Regions from separate parts of the Homo sapiens genome. Here region 2 is linked to region 1. A link is a loop called in an ENCODE intact Hi-C map of the cell type or tissue named here. Cell type or tissue: IMR-90. All regions are shown on one strand.

Region 1 (8,000 bases):
GGTTGCATTTACAAACAGTTCGGGAGGCTACTCGGACCACTTCGCCACCAGGGAGTATGAGGAAAGGGGCCGGATTCCTCCCAGTAGGAGGACTATCTGGACCAAAGAAAGAGGCTGGCGACAGGAAGGAAGAACAGATCAAGAGTTTGAATAGCAGCTACAGGGCAACCTAATGCCTGTGCAGTGTTAACAGGCGCGCGTCACACACAGCTCCCCCGTCTCCCCCTCCCCTCAAGCACCCCTCCGCCGTGTGTCACCTTCCTGTTCGGAAGTCTTAGTAGGTTGCTGGGACAGAACAGGGGGCGCCTGCTCCACCCATCACGTATCCGGTTGGAAGAAAAGCCAGTCTCAACAACTTGATTCTCTCGGTTAAATGATAAGTTTAGCCGACCATCCGTCTCCAAGTGCTGAACATTAGGGTAGGGGAGGAAGGAGCACATCAGACGTTCCCTTTCTTTTCCAACCACAAATCATACGGTTGCATCTATTCTCTATTCCGCGTAGAACCCTCCGACCTGAATGCCACGTTCCTCCCGGAATGCATGCCACAGAGCCTCTGAGAAAATAAATCCTGTGCATGTGTTTTGAATTTTTTCCGGACTGATTTGTGAGGATAATCAGTTAAGTTACATTTCTTGTGTGCGTGCTGGGGGTGTAATAAAGCTAGGACACTGATGACTGTAATTTTCTGAGTGATGTCGCAATGGGGAGAATAAATGGCCCAGTGTTGAACTTTGCAGCTTGCTCCCTTCCTGTACTTAAATTGCCTTGATATAAAGTGGGGTTCATAACAGAACAGGGATAGCCGTCTCTGGCTCGTGCTCTCATGTCATCTCAGAGTTCCAGCTTATCAGAGGCATGTAGCAGGGAGGCTTATTCCAGCCATAACTGGGCTCTACCTCCAGCCTCCAGAAGTAATCCCCAACCTGCATATCCTTGGGCAACCCGAAGAATGAAAGAAGAAGCTATAAAACCCCCTTTGAAAGGTTCGTACTTACCGTACTATATTTTGCAGATGCCTCAAAGGATTTGGGGTTACTTGGCATGGGGAAGGCACATAAGGTGGGGTGTAGGAGAGGGTCTCTGGTTGTAGGTTTCTTAATTTAATGTTTGAAAACAAACATGCAAAAGTCTGTGTGCAGGTTGATGTTTCTGGGCAGCCTGAGCAAAATTTGCTCTCTCAAGAGGGAAAGGAACCAGGTGGGAGCAGAGCTAGGCTGGGCTAGGCTAGTTGAATGGTGGGACATGACATACGGGTGGCACTGGCAATAACAAAGTCACATTCTATGAAGATTCCCTGCAAGAGGAAGCAGACATGGGCCAGTTACTGTGATTTGAAATTGCCTAAACATTGCTTTAGGTTGGCATGTCAATTTCAGGTACTAGTGTTTTTTTTGTTTTTGTTTTTGTTTTGTTTTTGTTTGTTTGTTTGTTTTGAGACGGAGTCTCGCTCTGTTGCCAGGCTGGAGTGCAGTGGCGTGATCTCGGCTCACTGCAACCTCCGCCTCCCGGGTTCAAGCGATTCTCCTGCCTCAGCCTCCCGAGTAACTGGGACTACAGGCGCACGCCACCACGCCTGGCTAATTTTTCTATTTTCAGTAGAGACGGGGTTTCACCATGTTAGCCAGGATGGTCTCGATCTCTTGACCTCGTGATCCGCCCGCCTTGGCCTCCCAAAGTGCTGGGATTACAGGCGTGAGCCACTGCGCCCGGCCCCAGTAAATGCTTTTTATAAGTGTGGGCACTGAGCAAACTTTCCCAGCCAGACTCCAGGAGAGAGAATGTGTTTCCCTTCTCTCGGTTTGGGGCTGTTGCAACAAAGCAAACCAAGGAGTTGAGACTAGAGCTCACTTTAGGGCAAGTGGGGGTGGTTTTGCCTGCAAAACAAACCCCTGCCCAAGACCAAGGAAAAGGCGTTTCACATGCTATTCCTGGTTTGACAGCTGGTATTTCGGGACTGTGCCAGATCCAGTAGGCAACTTTAAAATGGCAGAGCCTTTGGTAGCAAGAGGTCATGGCAGGGCAGCCACCGCAGACAGCAACAGCGAGCGCCAGGTACCTGGCCCTGCGAATAGTGGTAACTTGTAACTGCCCGCTCCGGGCCCAGTCGCCGTGCTCGCGGCTTCCCGGCCAGCACTGGCTCACGTCCCCGCGCCGGCGGTCAGGCTGCGGCTCCCAGACATCCCCCAGCCGCGGGGTTACTGGAAGGCACCGGCATCGCTGTTCTGCAGAGCCCGGGCCGCCGCCTCGAGCTTCCCTCTCTTCCCTGCCTTCTGCAGCGGAGTCACCCGGCTAATCTTTCAGGATAAAGTCACAGTTTATGTGGGACTCACATAAAGAGCGAGCGAGGTGGCAAAACTAAGAAGCCCTGGGGCAGCCTTGAGTTAAACCCAGGGAGGGTAGGGACGATTTTAAGACCATGTATCATGACCTGCAGGGTTTTCAGGTGGGACAGCGGGAGAGGAGCAGGCCCCACAGAGGAATCGAGGATGCCCGGTTCACGCCAGGTCTGCCCCCGGGCAAAGCTACCCCTCCCTTCGCTTGTTACCTCCTCACGTGTTCTTGGCATGGCAGAGATTAAAAATGCAAGGAAAAAAATTACATGCGGAACGGACAAAATGTTCTCAGAGATTACTTCAGAAAAAAAAAAGTGAAATGCAGATTGTACTTCTTCCTTTAGTGCAGAGACGACTTTTATTTCCGCCCCCTCCCCTCCACATTCCTGACCTCTCCCTCCCCCTTTTCCCTCTTTCTTTCCTTCCTTCCTCCTCTTCCAAGTTCTGGGATTTTTCAGCCTTGCTTGGTTTTGGCCAAAAGCACAAAAAAGGCGTTTTCGGAAGCGACCCGACCGTGCACAAGGGCCATTTGTTTGTTTTGGGACTCGGGGCAGGAAATCTTGCCCGGCCTGAGTCACGGCGGCTCCTTCAAGGAAACGTCAGTGCTCGCCGGTCGCTCTCGTCTGCCGCGCGCCCCGCCGCCCGCTGCCCATGGGGGAGATGCAGGGCGCGCTGGCCAGAGCCCGGCTCGAGTCCCTGCTGCGGCCCCGCCACAAAAAGAGGGCCGAGGCGCAGAAAAGGAGCGAGTCCTTCCTGCTGAGCGGACTGGGTAAGCGCCGCCGCCGGCCCCGCTGGGGGCTTGGCTCACTTCCCCAGAGCGGCTTGGAGGCAGGGGCCGGCTTTCGTCGGAGTTCTCGGGGCCGGGGTCCCGGCGGCGGGAACGGGAGGACCTGGCGGGCGAGGTCGCGCGCGCAGGCCTGCGCCCCAGGGATAAACCCCGGAGGGTGGCGCGCACCGCCGGCTCGGGTTGGGGAGGAGGGTGGGAGTCCGGCCGCAGGACGGCGCCTGGCCGGGGAGAGGGTATCTGCAGGGACAGTGAGCGAAGCCACCGTGGCCGCCGCGCACCCGCCGGGAAGCGCTTCGGCGCTGCGAACCCGGCTTTCTCCGGCGGCGGAATAAATGAGAGAGGTGGAAAACTACCCCGGGCTCTCCGGCCCTCCCCGCGCCCTCCGCCGGCGCGTTCTCTCTCTCCTGCCCCAGGAGCCGATGGAGACTGATAACGGCCCTGCGCCAGGCCGTCCCCGGGCGGTCCTCGCGCCCCCGCCCGGGGCTCGCCCTCTCAATGGGGACAGAACCGCCCGCCGCAGGCAGCGTAGCCGCCAGCAAACCGCGAGGCGGCCGGGGCGGGGCGAGGGGCGAGGCGAAGGGCGGGGCCACTTCTCACTGTCGCGCAGGCCCCGCCCCCGCGGCGGTGCCTTTTTTATAAGGCCGAGCGCGCGGCCTGGCGCAGCATACGCCGAGCCGGTCTTTGAGCGCTAACGTCTTTCTGTCTCCCCGCGGTGGTGATGACGGTGAAAACTGAGGCTGCTAAGGGCACCCTCACTTACTCCAGGATGAGGGGCATGGTGGCAATTCTCATCGGTGAGTGCAGGAATCTTGCGGGACTTCTGCTCCAGGAGACGCAAAGTGGAAATTTTTTGAAAGTCCCGGATCAGATTAGTGTGTGTGGCGCCGGACGTTATGAAGCCGTCTAAACGTTTCTTTATTTCTCCTCCTTCATCCACAGCTTTCATGAAGCAGAGGAGGATGGGTCTGAACGACTTTATTCAGAAGATTGCCAATAACTCCTATGCATGCAAACAGTAAGTTTGACCGGATTTGAGGAAATAACTAGTATAGTTTGAATTTGCCAGCGGTAAACATTCTCATCACGGCGTTTATCGGGAAGGCGAAGACTTCTTCTGGGGTGGGGATCTCATTTCTCCTTAAATTCTAATATATTTGACACATTTTAAACATTAAAGTTAATTTGCTGATTTGGCTTGAACTGGAGATGTAAGATAAATGGTTCGTGTTGGCCGAATTCACGGCCTTTCTCCATGAGCAACAATCCTTATTTCTGTATTTAATGGGGTTTATTATTTTCTTTAACTGACTAATGTATTGGGGTATTTTCAGTTTAAACAGTGAATTATCCGGGTAGAAGTCGGTAGAGCCAGAAACTCACTTTTGATGTTGGTGTGCCCCCTAGTGGCGAGCTGGATTCTAAATCGTGCCCTTTATTCCCTGCAGCCCTGAAGTTCAGTCCATCTTGAAGATCTCCCAACCTCAGGAGCCTGAGCTTATGAATGCCAACCCTTCTCCTCCAGTAAGTTTTTGTATGTGCCGTGCATCTGTGGAGAACTGTAAGGGAGTCAGTTAGTATTCCTACATTAATGGATTAAAATAGCATTTCTAGAAATTAGTATCAAGGCAGGAATGCTTCATTATGGCATAACAAGTGATATAAATATTTAAGTATTGAGTCAGAGTATTATTTTATTTTTTTCCTGGGCATATTTTACCTCCAAAGTGGTTATTTTAAAAGGCATATTTCATAAAAAGGTTTTATCTGTCTGAAACAACATGACTGTGTGCAGTTTCCATACTCATTTGAAATGTGATGAAATGTAGTTTTGAATGTTTATAGATGTATGGTCATTTGCATCAGTCATTTGTAGATGTAACATTTTCTACATCGTTTATGTTATAGATGTCTTCCTTTGAAGCAATGGTATTAAAAGAAATTCTTTTTTTTTTTTTCTAGCCAAGTCCTTCTCAGCAAATCAACCTTGGCCCGTCGTCCAATCCTCATGCTAAACCATCTGACTTTCACTTCTTGAAAGTGATCGGAAAGGGCAGTTTTGGAAAGGTAATTTCAAATCTGAAGATCTTTTGGTACACTTCCTTCATGTCCTCTTTTGTATTCTCCCTGGATGAGGATAGAAAAATGATTTTTTTAAATTGAAATTTCAGGTTCTTCTAGCAAGACACAAGGCAGAAGAAGTGTTCTATGCAGTCAAAGTTTTACAGAAGAAAGCAATCCTGAAAAAGAAAGAGGTATGAGATGTGCTTGATGGGGCTGGCATTGGCGGTAGACACTCCTTGAATAATCTTGATTCTGGAATGTTGGTGCCAAGTTGAAACATGCCACTAAATCTGAATCGTCATTTTCCTAGGAGAAGCATATTATGTCGGAGCGGAATGTTCTGTTGAAGAATGTGAAGCACCCTTTCCTGGTGGGCCTTCACTTCTCTTTCCAGACTGCTGACAAATTGTACTTTGTCCTAGACTACATTAATGGTGGAGAGGTGAGCAGGGGGGATAGAAGTCAACTCTTAGTGTCTCTGCACAGCCTGCTTTGTTTTAGTTTGAGAAAAAAGTTTTCAAAGATTTTTGGTGGGGAGAATGTTACCAGAATTAGCATTTCCTTCAACCTGTCAGGTTTATAGTTAATAGATTACTTGGGGCCACTTCCTGCAGTTGTTCTTTTGCTGTGTATGTCAAAACTAATTAAATTCATTTGCAACCCAGAATGACTTTGTTCTGTCTCCTGCAGTTGTTCTACCATCTCCAGAGGGAACGCTGCTTCCTGGAACCACGGGCTCGTTTCTATGCTGCTGAAATAGCCAGTGCCTTGGGCTACCTGCATTCACTGAACATCGTTTATAGGTAAGCCTGAGAGCTCTTCAGGCTACCAGTTTTGGTATAAAGGAGACGTAGCACTGGCTGTTTCATAGGGCCTTAAAATAATTTGTGTTTATTTGCAACTTGGTTGCCTAAAACCAGATCCCCTAGCACGTGAGCTGGCTTGACTTAAGTGCCAAGGGGGAACCAGCCAAGTAGGATTGTGCCTAATCCAGAATAGATGAGCAGAACAAGGGCTCCCTTTTTTCTTCACTACACAACTACAGTGAACCTAAAATGCCTCTAATACCTTTAGCAATTATCTTTAAGAGGATATCTTATGAAGTGAAATTAACTTGTGCAACTACTTTTCTATTCACTTTTTTACAGAGACTTAAAACCAGAGAATATTTTGCTAGATTCACAGGGACACATTGTCCTTACTGACTTCGGACTCTGCAAGGAGAACATTGAACACAACAGCACAACATCCACCTTCTGTGGCACGCCGGAGGTAGGCGCTGTCTTGGTTTGGTGCCTGGTTTACCCCCGCCTTCCAAGAGAGAGATGTACAATCATGCACTTAACTACCAAAAAGAGTAAACTCCTCTCAGAGACTTCTTAATACAGTTCAGTGCAAATAAAATACATTTGCTGTTTGATGTAGCATGAGAAATCCCAAGTCCTTCTGTTCCTTTACTGAAAAGTAGCTGTTTGTAAGTAAGATCTGCATCATAAAAACTTTCTAAATCCCTAAGTAAGAGATATCAAGTGCCCAGCAGTTTCCTAAATGTCAGTACACATAGGTAGCCAGTCACCCTCAAAAAGTCCAGCAGTTTTATCAGGAAGGAATCTAAAGATATCTATCTTCCAAGCTGGCTCTGGGTCTCTCAGCTTTTTCAAACTAAATGTGTGGTCGTGGGATTGCTTGCTTTCGCAGGTTCTAAACGCTGTTTCCCTGGTCTGTTTTTCAGTATCTCGCACCTGAGGTGCTTCATAAGCAGCCTTATGACAGGACTGTGGACTGGTGGTGCCTGGGAGCTGTCTTGTATGAGATGCTGTATGGCCTGGTGAGTGGCACATTGGGAACCATGGAACACTGCCTGCTCCCTACAATATTGCCTTCACACAGCCCATGCTTGGCCATGGTGTCTTGCCCTTACCAGTACGCTTATCAAAAGCAGCTAAGAGGCATATTGGTTATTTTATAGTTCATAAGAATAATCACTTACCTGGTTCTTTTGTGCATTTCACATTTTACTAGATAGGACCACATTGAACCTGTGTGGTGGTGAAAAACTACCACTTATTAACATCTACCCCCTCACCCTCCACACACACACACACAAACACACACACGGGTTGCAAAGTAGACACTTAAATAGCAAGGGAAAAGAAAGCATTGAGGTGGGGAGAGTTTCTCAAATCGAGCCTAATATTTATTGCCGTTTATATCTTTTTCTCTACTGGTAATGTGTGCCATATGAAACTTCCAATTAAGTCTAAAGTAATTTTCCCCTTCTTTCAGCCGCCTTTTTATAGCCGAAACACAGCTGAAATGTACGACAACATTCTGAACAAGCCTCTCCAGCTGAAACCAAATATTACAAATTCCGCAAGACACCTCCTGGAGGGCCTCCTGCAGAAGGACAGGACAAAGCGGCTCGGGGCCAAGGATGACTTCGTGAGTGATGTTTTCCTGTCCTCCTGGGCCGGCCGGGACGTGCACTAGACCTCCCTGCCCTTATTGAATGCACCTGTCTAAATTAATCTTGGGTTTCTTATCAACAGATGGAGATTAAGAGTCATGTCTTCTTCTCCTTAATTAACTGGGATGATCTCATTAATAAGAAGATTACTCCCCCTTTTAACCCAAATGTGGTGAGTATCTGTCTCTCTTCTAAGTATAGAGAAGCCCAAAGGGCATTTATTTTAATTCAGAATTGTCTGGGGGAGGGTTGGAAGGAATACATTGGCAGATGTTTTCTCCATAAACCTGTTATTTTACCTACATAAAAAGCACATTTTTGTGTCCCAACAAGGCTCCCATAATTTTTA
Region 2 (8,000 bases), 770 kb before region 1:
CATGAGGGCTAGCACAGGCTCAGGCGGCTAGATTACTTCGGGTCAAGCGCCCCAAAAAAGATGCTCACGGCTGCCAGAAGCCTATGGAAAAGGATTCTGAGTCTGAGCCAGGGCCCGGTGGTGGAAGACAGCTGTGATTATAATAATTTTTCATGCATGTGAGAAAGGAGAGGAGTGAGACATGGGTTAGGGATTTGTCATCTCTGGAGAAGGCATTACTTAGACATTGCCGGAGAGAAGAGAAAGGCAGAAGAGGACTTGAAAATTATTTTGTCTACATAACATTTTGGCCATGAGTTGACCCTGCCCATACCTTCCCATACATATATTGTTTCCTTTTGTATGTAACTCTAAAAGGAGGTACCCAAGCCATCTGTCCAGCCACAAATCTCCTCTTCTCCAATAAAGCCTCTTCCACTGGGCAGAATCAGGCAGCAGGCAGAGCAACCTGTGGTCCTGGGAACCACCAAAATCTGGGTTTGAGTCCTGATTCTGCCACTTATTAGCTGTGTGACCTATGGCAAATTGCTTGAGTTTCTATGTCTCAGTTTTCTCATCTGTAAAATGGGCATAGCAATACTCATGTTATAGAATTTTGAAAGGACTTAAATAAAAATAATTTGTGTAAAGTATTTAGCATATTCCCTTATATAAAAATTAGTCAATAAATTATAAATATAATTAGTCATTTCAAGTGAAAATGACAATCTGAGGATGTGATTTCACCCAAAATTTCAGACTTTATAAGATATGTCAGAGCTGAGTTAGAAGCTTTAGAGATTCCACATATCTAGATTAATTTTCTTCTTCTACTGTATATATAATATATACATACTATATATACTATATATATATAGTATATATGTATAACATATACATTTTTTTGAGACAGGGTCTTACTCTGTCACCTAGGCTGGAGTGCAGTGGCACAATTACAGCTCACTACAGCTTCTACCTCCTGGGCTCAAGTAATCCTCCCACCTTAGCCTCCTGAGTAGCTGGGACTACAGGCATGCACCACAACGCCCAACTAATTTTTTAAAAAACCTTTGTGTAGAGACAGGGTCTCACTATGTTGACCAGGCTGGTCTCAAACTCCTGGGCTCAAGCGATCCTCCCAACCCAGCCTCCCTAAGTGCTAAGATTACAGGCATGAGCCACCACTCCTGGCCCACAATATTTTTAAAAATTCTAGTTTCTGAAGTGATTGAAAATGTACATATGTTAAAATTCAAATAGCTTCTTTCTAATGATCTGATTACTACATTCAGGATGCATTGGTTGAAATGGAGCGCGTTTCTTTGTTTCTATGGTACCCCTCCTTTGCTGGTCATGTAAACACCTGTGTCATCTACTTTGTGGGTGGCTCAGCACTGGGACATGTTGAATATTCAAAATTAGGGTGGGCCAGGTGCAGTGGCTCACACCTGTAATCCCAGCACTTTGGGAGGCCGAGGCGAGTGGTTCACTTGTATTCAGGAACTCAAGACCGGCCTGGTCAGCATGGTGAAACCCCCTTTCTACTAAAAAATACAAAAATTAGCTGGGCATGGTGGCACATGCCTGTAATCCCAGCTGCTCAGGAGGCTGAGGTGGGAGAATCACTTGAACCCCGGAGGCAGAGGTTGCAGTGAGCCAAAATTGCGCCACTGCCCTCCAGGCTGGGCTACAGAGTGAGAATCCATCTAAAAAACAAAACAAAACAAAACAAAAATGAGGTGTGTGGAGACCTGAGGATTCTGGTTTTGTCCATCCCCCAAGGACTAACAGCTTTAAGGTGACCCTTTCTCCCATTTGCTCCTCAAAGATCGAAGCCGCGGTCAAGGCCGCCAGAGAAGCCTTTCCCAGCTGGTCATCCCGCAGCCCCCAGGAGCGCTCACGGGTCCTGAACCAGGTGGCGGATTTGCTGGAGCAGTCCCTGGAGGAGTTTGCCCAGGCCGAGTCTAAAGACCAAGGTGAGAGTTGCCTCTTAACTGTAACATGGGACTCAGGGCATCTCTGATTATTCATGTTATCCCTCTTGGGGCCATCAGGCCAGCCCATGTGCCTGCTCCTCTGGCAATAGTAGAAGTGGAGAGCAAACCCTCCCCTGCTCCAGGCCTGGGAAGGCCAGGACTTGTGGCTGGCCCAGCCCTGTCTCATTCAGATGGCCAGAGAAAGTCACATGGCTGGATCCAAAAGCTGAGGGGCAAAGAAATATACTCTGTTCATTGGATGAAAGGAAGTGCAAATATATACAGCAAAGGGCATGGATATAGGGAGAGATGAAGAACTAGGGCTGATCATGCAGTCTCCTACTCATTCTAAGCAGAGAATTTCAAAGCAAAGATAATTTGAAAAGCAGTTATGCAGTCAGATTATTTAGGATGTTTTCTGATATGTCAGTCACCATTCCACTCCCGACACATCTCATTTTTTTTTCCCACTCTTTCCCAGAGGTCAGAGTAATGGAGTAAATATTTGTAAATTTTTGCAAGAATATCTGTTAAGATAAGCCAAGAGTTTTAAAAATTACATGTGTGCCATAAACCAATCAAAAATCAGAAAGCAGCCTGAGTCCAAGCCCTTAAAAAGAAAATAGTTCTCTGCTGGTGTTCCTGGCCAGGCTCCCTGCATCGCTAAAGAGAACTCAGTAGCAGTCTAGGTAAGCTTCTGTTTCTCTTTCTGTTCCATCCAGGAGCTAGGACGTGCAGGGCATGTGATGGGCAAGCAGGTGCCACACAGCATCCCGTGCCAGGGCATTCCCAGCCGCTCTTCTGATGACTCTACCATGTGTGGGGAGGTCATGAAATACACATTACATGTGTATAAAAGTGTTTCGTTTTGTGCTGTGCAATTACAACTGTCCTAACACCCGTATTTCAATGCCTTTGTCGCAGGTACAAAGCCTGGTGATTTTGAATTGCAAGAGTTTGTGTGGGTGAAGTGGTAGCATCTGGCAAACTGGTGATGAGAATGATGTGTTCAGTTCACAGAACAAAGATTATTGACTCAATTTTAACCCCCCACCTCAGTTTCCAACCTTATACCTAAATATTGTATGGTTTTATCAAACCATGATCAAGTCTTTGTGAGGTCAAGGAATGCCTGCCCCGGGCTAGAAGGAATCCAGGCTGTTTCAGTGTGAGTTGGGACGCGTGGGCAGTGGAAGCTGATGGATAGAGTGTCCCCATTAGCTGATAGTGCTTTATGTTGTTTGCTTCTTACAGGGAAAACCTTAGCACTGGCAAGAACCATGGACATTCCCCGGTCTGTGCAGAACTTCAGGTTCTTCGCTTCCTCCAGCCTGCACCACACGTCAGAGTGCACGCAGATGGACCACCTGGGCTGCATGCACTACACGGTGCGGGCCCCGGTGGGAGTCGGTGAGTGCTGTTCAGTGAGAGCCCACCTCCCGGTTATGCTTGCAGATGCTCACAACATTCTATGGCATTGTCCTCAAGGAACAGGTTAAAGAAAAGGAAGAGCTGATATTTTTCTTTTCTAAAATCCATTGGCCTCAAAGATCTATTTCTAGTTTATTTTCTTTGTGTCAAATTCCCTGCTTTTCTTTTTAGACAGCGTCTTGCTCTGTCGCCCAGGCTGGAGTGCAGTGGCATGATCTCGGCTCACTGCAACCTCTGCTTCCCGGATTCTAGTGATTCTCTAGTCTCAGCCTCCTGAGTACCTGGGACCACAGGTGCGAGCTACCACACCGGCTAATTTTTGTGTTTTTAGTAGAAACAGGGTTTCACCCATGTTGGCCAGGCTGATCTCAAACTCCTGACCTCAAGTTATCCTCCCGCCTCGGCCTCCCCAAGTGCTGGGATTACAGGCGTGAGCCACCACGCCAGGCCTCATGTTCATGACTTATCTGGAAAATCATAGGGAAAAGAATGATGCTAAGAGTAAATATGTAAATTCACATGCCAGGATTTTTTTTTCTACTTATATTTAAAAAAGGAAAAATCAGGCTGGGCGCAGTGGCTCACGCCTGTAATCCCAGCACTTTGAGAGGCTGAGGCAGAAGGATCATCTGAGGTCAGGAATTCGATCAGCCTGGCCACCATGGTGAAACCCCGTCTCTACTAAAAATACAAAAATTCACCGGGCGCGGTGGCTCATGCCTGTAATACCAGCACTTTGGGAGGCCAAGATTGGCGGATCGCCTGAGGTCAGGAGTTCGAGACCAGCCTGGCCAACATGGCGAAACCCCATCTCTACTAAAAATACAAAAAGTTAGCTGGATGTGGTGGCGGGCACTTGTAATCCCAGCTACTTGGGAGGCTGAGGCAGGGAGAATTGCTTGAACCCAGGAGGCCGAGGTTGCAGTGAGCTGAGATTGTGCCATTGCACTCCAGCCTGGGCGACAAGAGTGAGACTCGGTCTCAAAAAAACAAAACAAAACAAAACAAAAAAACCCAGCCGGGCGTGGTGGCATGCATCTGTAGTCCCAGCTACTTGGGAGGCTGAGGCAGGAGAATCACTTGAACCTGGGAGTCGGAGGTTGCAGTGAGCTGAGATGGTGCCACTGCACTCCAGCCTGGGTGATAGATCGAGACTCTGTCTCAAAAGAAAAAAAAAAGAAAGAACTATTTATGTACATTAAATAAATTAATAAGTGTAGGGCATGTAGTATGGTGCCAGGTGTGTGATAAATAAGCCTCTACTGAGAATTATCTTACTTCATGCATTCCTTTGCCTCTTGACCTTTGGAAGAACGTATAAATAAATGTCTGTGATGACTAAAACCTTCCACCAGATGTCACTGTTTCCTCGGAGAAAAAAATCATCTTTTTAGCTTATTACATTTTATGAATATAAGCTAAAAGGAAAACAATTGGGACATCTCATTGCTTTGGTTACTTGAAACCTTCAGAAATTATGTTTTCAAGGCATTGTGGAAAGCTCTACCTCCTCCTAGGAAGTGTGCTAATATATTTTGCTGCAAAAATATTTTTATCCCCTAAAGAATGGATTTTTCAGTGGGAAATTTAATAATATAAAAGATGCATTTACTTTCATAGCACAGGCTTGAGGGAAGAGTATAAAATAAGGTGAATCAATTTCCTTTCAGAAGGTAGATTTTTATATTTGTTTGTTTTGTGATTGGAAACCTGGATAGGTTCAGAATATTGCATGGAGACACATTCTAGCTGCTGGTTACGTTACTCATCCAGCAAATCTATCTGGTCAGGATACAAGTGACAATCTAGAGAGAATTTTTATTTAAAAATATTCTAAATAGCCAAAATGGATGTCACAGTCCATGCACCAAAGGTTATTGGCTTTACTGATAGGAGGGCCCTCACATGGAACACTCAGAACTCATTGGCCCCTATTTTATGAATAATTATATAAAGCTTGAGATTTTATGTCTCAACCCATGACAGATTTGAAGTAAAGGTAAAGAAACATGTTAGAAGAAATAACAGCCAGACCGTTAAAATAATGGGGAAGGAGACATTTTTGAAAAAGTAAAGCTCAGTCTATAAATCTCAAAATGCGTCACATTCTGGAACTGTTTAGTGACAGGTGACAACTGTTTTTTTATTTTTTATTTTTTTTTGAAGTTCCAGGGTACACGTGCAGGACGTGCAGGTTTGTTACATAGGTAAACGTGTGCCATGGTGGTTTGCTGCACCTATCAACCCATCACCTAGCTATTAAGCCCAGCATGCATTTGCTCTTTATCCTAATGCTCTTCCCCCCGACTCTCCCCTGACAGGGCCTGCTGTGTGTTGTTCCTTTCCCTGTGTCCATGTGTTCTCATTGTTCAGCTCCCACTTATAAGTGAGAACATGCAGGTGTTTGGTTTTCTGTTTCTGTGTTACTTTGCTAAGGATAATGGCTTCCACCTTCATCCATGTGCCTGCAAAGGACATGATCTCGTTCCTTTTTATGGCTGCATTGTATTCCATTGTGTATATGTACCACATATTCTTATCCAATCCATTATTGATGAGCATTTGAGTTGATTCCATGTCTTTGCTATTGCTATTGTGAATAGCAAAGTGCTGCAATGAACATACGCGTGCATGTATCTTTATAATAGAATGATTTATATTTCTTTGGGTATATGATAGGTGACAACTCTTTAGCTCTGGAGTTTATATTGCTGTTGTTCATAATCATGAACTGCCAAGAAATGGGGAAATCATATTGACTTTACTCTGTTTTAAAAGATACAGTTGCTTGGAATATATTTTAGAATTATTTCCCTGAAAGTGGCTACAAATAAGCAAAGCTTGGGAAGAAGTTAGAAGAGTAAGCTAAGTTTTCTGCAGCATGAAGGAGTTTTGCGTTAATAACCCCACTTGGCCAGTCCACCTCAGAGGGGTATGCCGTCACAGGCAGTGCTTCTGCTCTCATCCCTTAGCTGGTCTGATCAGCCCCTGGAATTTGCCACTCTACTTGCTGACCTGGAAGATAGCTCCAGCGATGGCTGCAGGGAACACTGTGATAGCCAAGCCCAGTGAGCTGACTTCAGTGACTGCGTGGATGTTGTGCAAACTCCTGGATAAAGCAGGTAATTAGGTGTTGGGGTTGGGGGGCAGGCACAGAGTTGGAGCAAACCTATAGTTTATAGAAATCTTCCACTCAGCAGCACAATCGATTCCAGTGACATCATGGGCTTTGTCTTTCTGATCCTTGTCTGGGAAATCCCCTCCACCCACAGGGTTCCCTCACCCTGCTTCCTGTCTTCAACACCAGAACGGTGCTACTGCAGGCAAGTTCCACTCCCCAGGGTGGGCGACTGGCAGCACAATAGTGACGCAGACTTAAACAGCCCCATCAAATCAAAGACACCTGCCTGCTCCAGAGAGTCAATTAAAATCTTAAGTTGGGGCCAGGTGTGGTGGTTCACGCCTGTAATCCCAGCACTTTGGGAGGCTGAGGTGGGTGGATCACGAGGTCAGGAGATCGAGACCATCCTGGCTAATACGATGAAACCCCGTCTCTACTAAAAATACAAAAAATTAGCTGGGCGTGGTGGCGGGCGCCTGTAGTCCCAGCTACTTGGGAGACTGAGGCAGGAGAATGGCATGAACCCAGGAGGCGGAGCTTGCAGTGAGCCGAGATTGCACCACTGCACTCCAGCCTGGGCGACAGAGTGAGACTCCGTCTCAAAAAAATAAATTAAAAAATAAAATAATAATAATAATAATAAAATAAAATCTTGAATCACAAGTTAATCCTGATGACAATAAGAATATTGCTAGGTACACCTACAGTTTGCTTGGCTATAGAATACCTAGTAGAAGTAGCCCGATTTCAAGAGATCTAAATATACATCCTTCAGTTTTTCCTGCCTTTGGGACTGCTACTGGAAAGCTAATACAATATGGCCTCTTCCTAGCATATCAAGGTTCACACGTTTGCTCCTTGTTCTTTTTCTGCTAATAGTTTATTGGCCGCATTCAGGATGCGCTCCTGGTTTTGTTCTGGGCTGTAGCTCCGCACAGGCACAGGCTGGCACTGTTTGAAGGCAGCAGGCAGGAGACCCCAGCAGCCCTCCTGTGAGAAGTCCCCTTAATGTGAGGTCTTTTTGCTATGTCACCCCACGGCCAGGGCAGGAGTGCTGGGTGGGGGAGACAGACTCACTGTCTTTCTAGTTGGTCTCCTTGCTGCCTTTCAGCCCATAGAGAGGCACTGCTGGGCTCTCCTGTATCCACAGAATGCCCGGTGGGTAAGAGTCCGTCCCTCTCTCCCGCTTCGGAACACCTTTCTTAGAAGCACAGACATACACATTAACTTCCAGTAAACCCTAGCCAGTTCTTTACTCCACGAGGAAGATGAAGGCTCAAAACTGAGGCTGTTTAGGGAACGGCACTGGGCCTTACGATCCCAGGGTCCTCCAGAGGAATGAGGCCTCCCAGCCTAGGACTCTGATTTGTCATCTATGGAGCTCCCAGGCTTCGAGGTGGAGGGGGTGGGGCGGGGTATATCATTTAAATGTGCCGACCCTTCCCATGTTCCTCCCCTACAAAAGACCTCACAGTCTAATCCCATTCTTTGTA

The links. Hi-C counts contacts between places; a loop is a spot of excess contacts. Peaks named below come from ENCODE experiments on the same cell type or tissue, not always from the same donor. Only the 100,000 strongest peaks of a DNase experiment are listed, where the experiment ranks them.
Region 2: it touches region 1 in a loop (7-fold over the local background); 38 of 110 quality-filtered maps call a loop at or near these places.

Annotation. Positions count from the first base shown.
Region 1 is chr6:134,170,649-134,178,648 of GRCh38, reverse strand. It overlaps SGK1 (serum/glucocorticoid regulated kinase 1), which reads left to right. Exons shown (of 14, transcript NM_001143676.3): 4 at 4,063-4,138; 5 at 4,569-4,644; 6 at 5,083-5,187; 7 at 5,292-5,375; 8 at 5,495-5,626; 9 at 5,875-5,987; 10 at 6,333-6,456; 11 at 6,917-7,012; 12 at 7,471-7,626; 13 at 7,734-7,823. Among named protein-coding and RNA genes, the nearest start is that of SLC2A12, 120 kb to the right of the region's middle. RefSeq lists silencers at 2,824-3,118, 3,045-3,324, 3,435-3,834 and an enhancer at 3,195-3,696. In IMR-90, CTCF peaks have their summits at 21 and 4,522 (motif pointing left); DNase peaks (open chromatin) are centred at 48, 2,888, 3,718, 4,518 and 1 weaker place; H3K4me3 peaks cover 7,348 bases; H3K27ac peaks cover 5,921 bases.
Region 2 is chr6:134,937,774-134,945,773 of GRCh38, reverse strand. ALDH8A1 (aldehyde dehydrogenase 8 family member A1) reads left to right here. Exons shown (of 7, transcript NM_022568.4): 2 at 1,808-1,955; 3 at 3,210-3,365; 4 at 6,359-6,508. Among named protein-coding and RNA genes, the nearest start is that of ALDH8A1, 8.3 kb to the left of the region's middle. In IMR-90, a CTCF peak has its summit at 4,740 (motif pointing right); DNase peaks (open chromatin) are centred at 4,753 and 6,653; H3K27ac peaks cover 655 bases.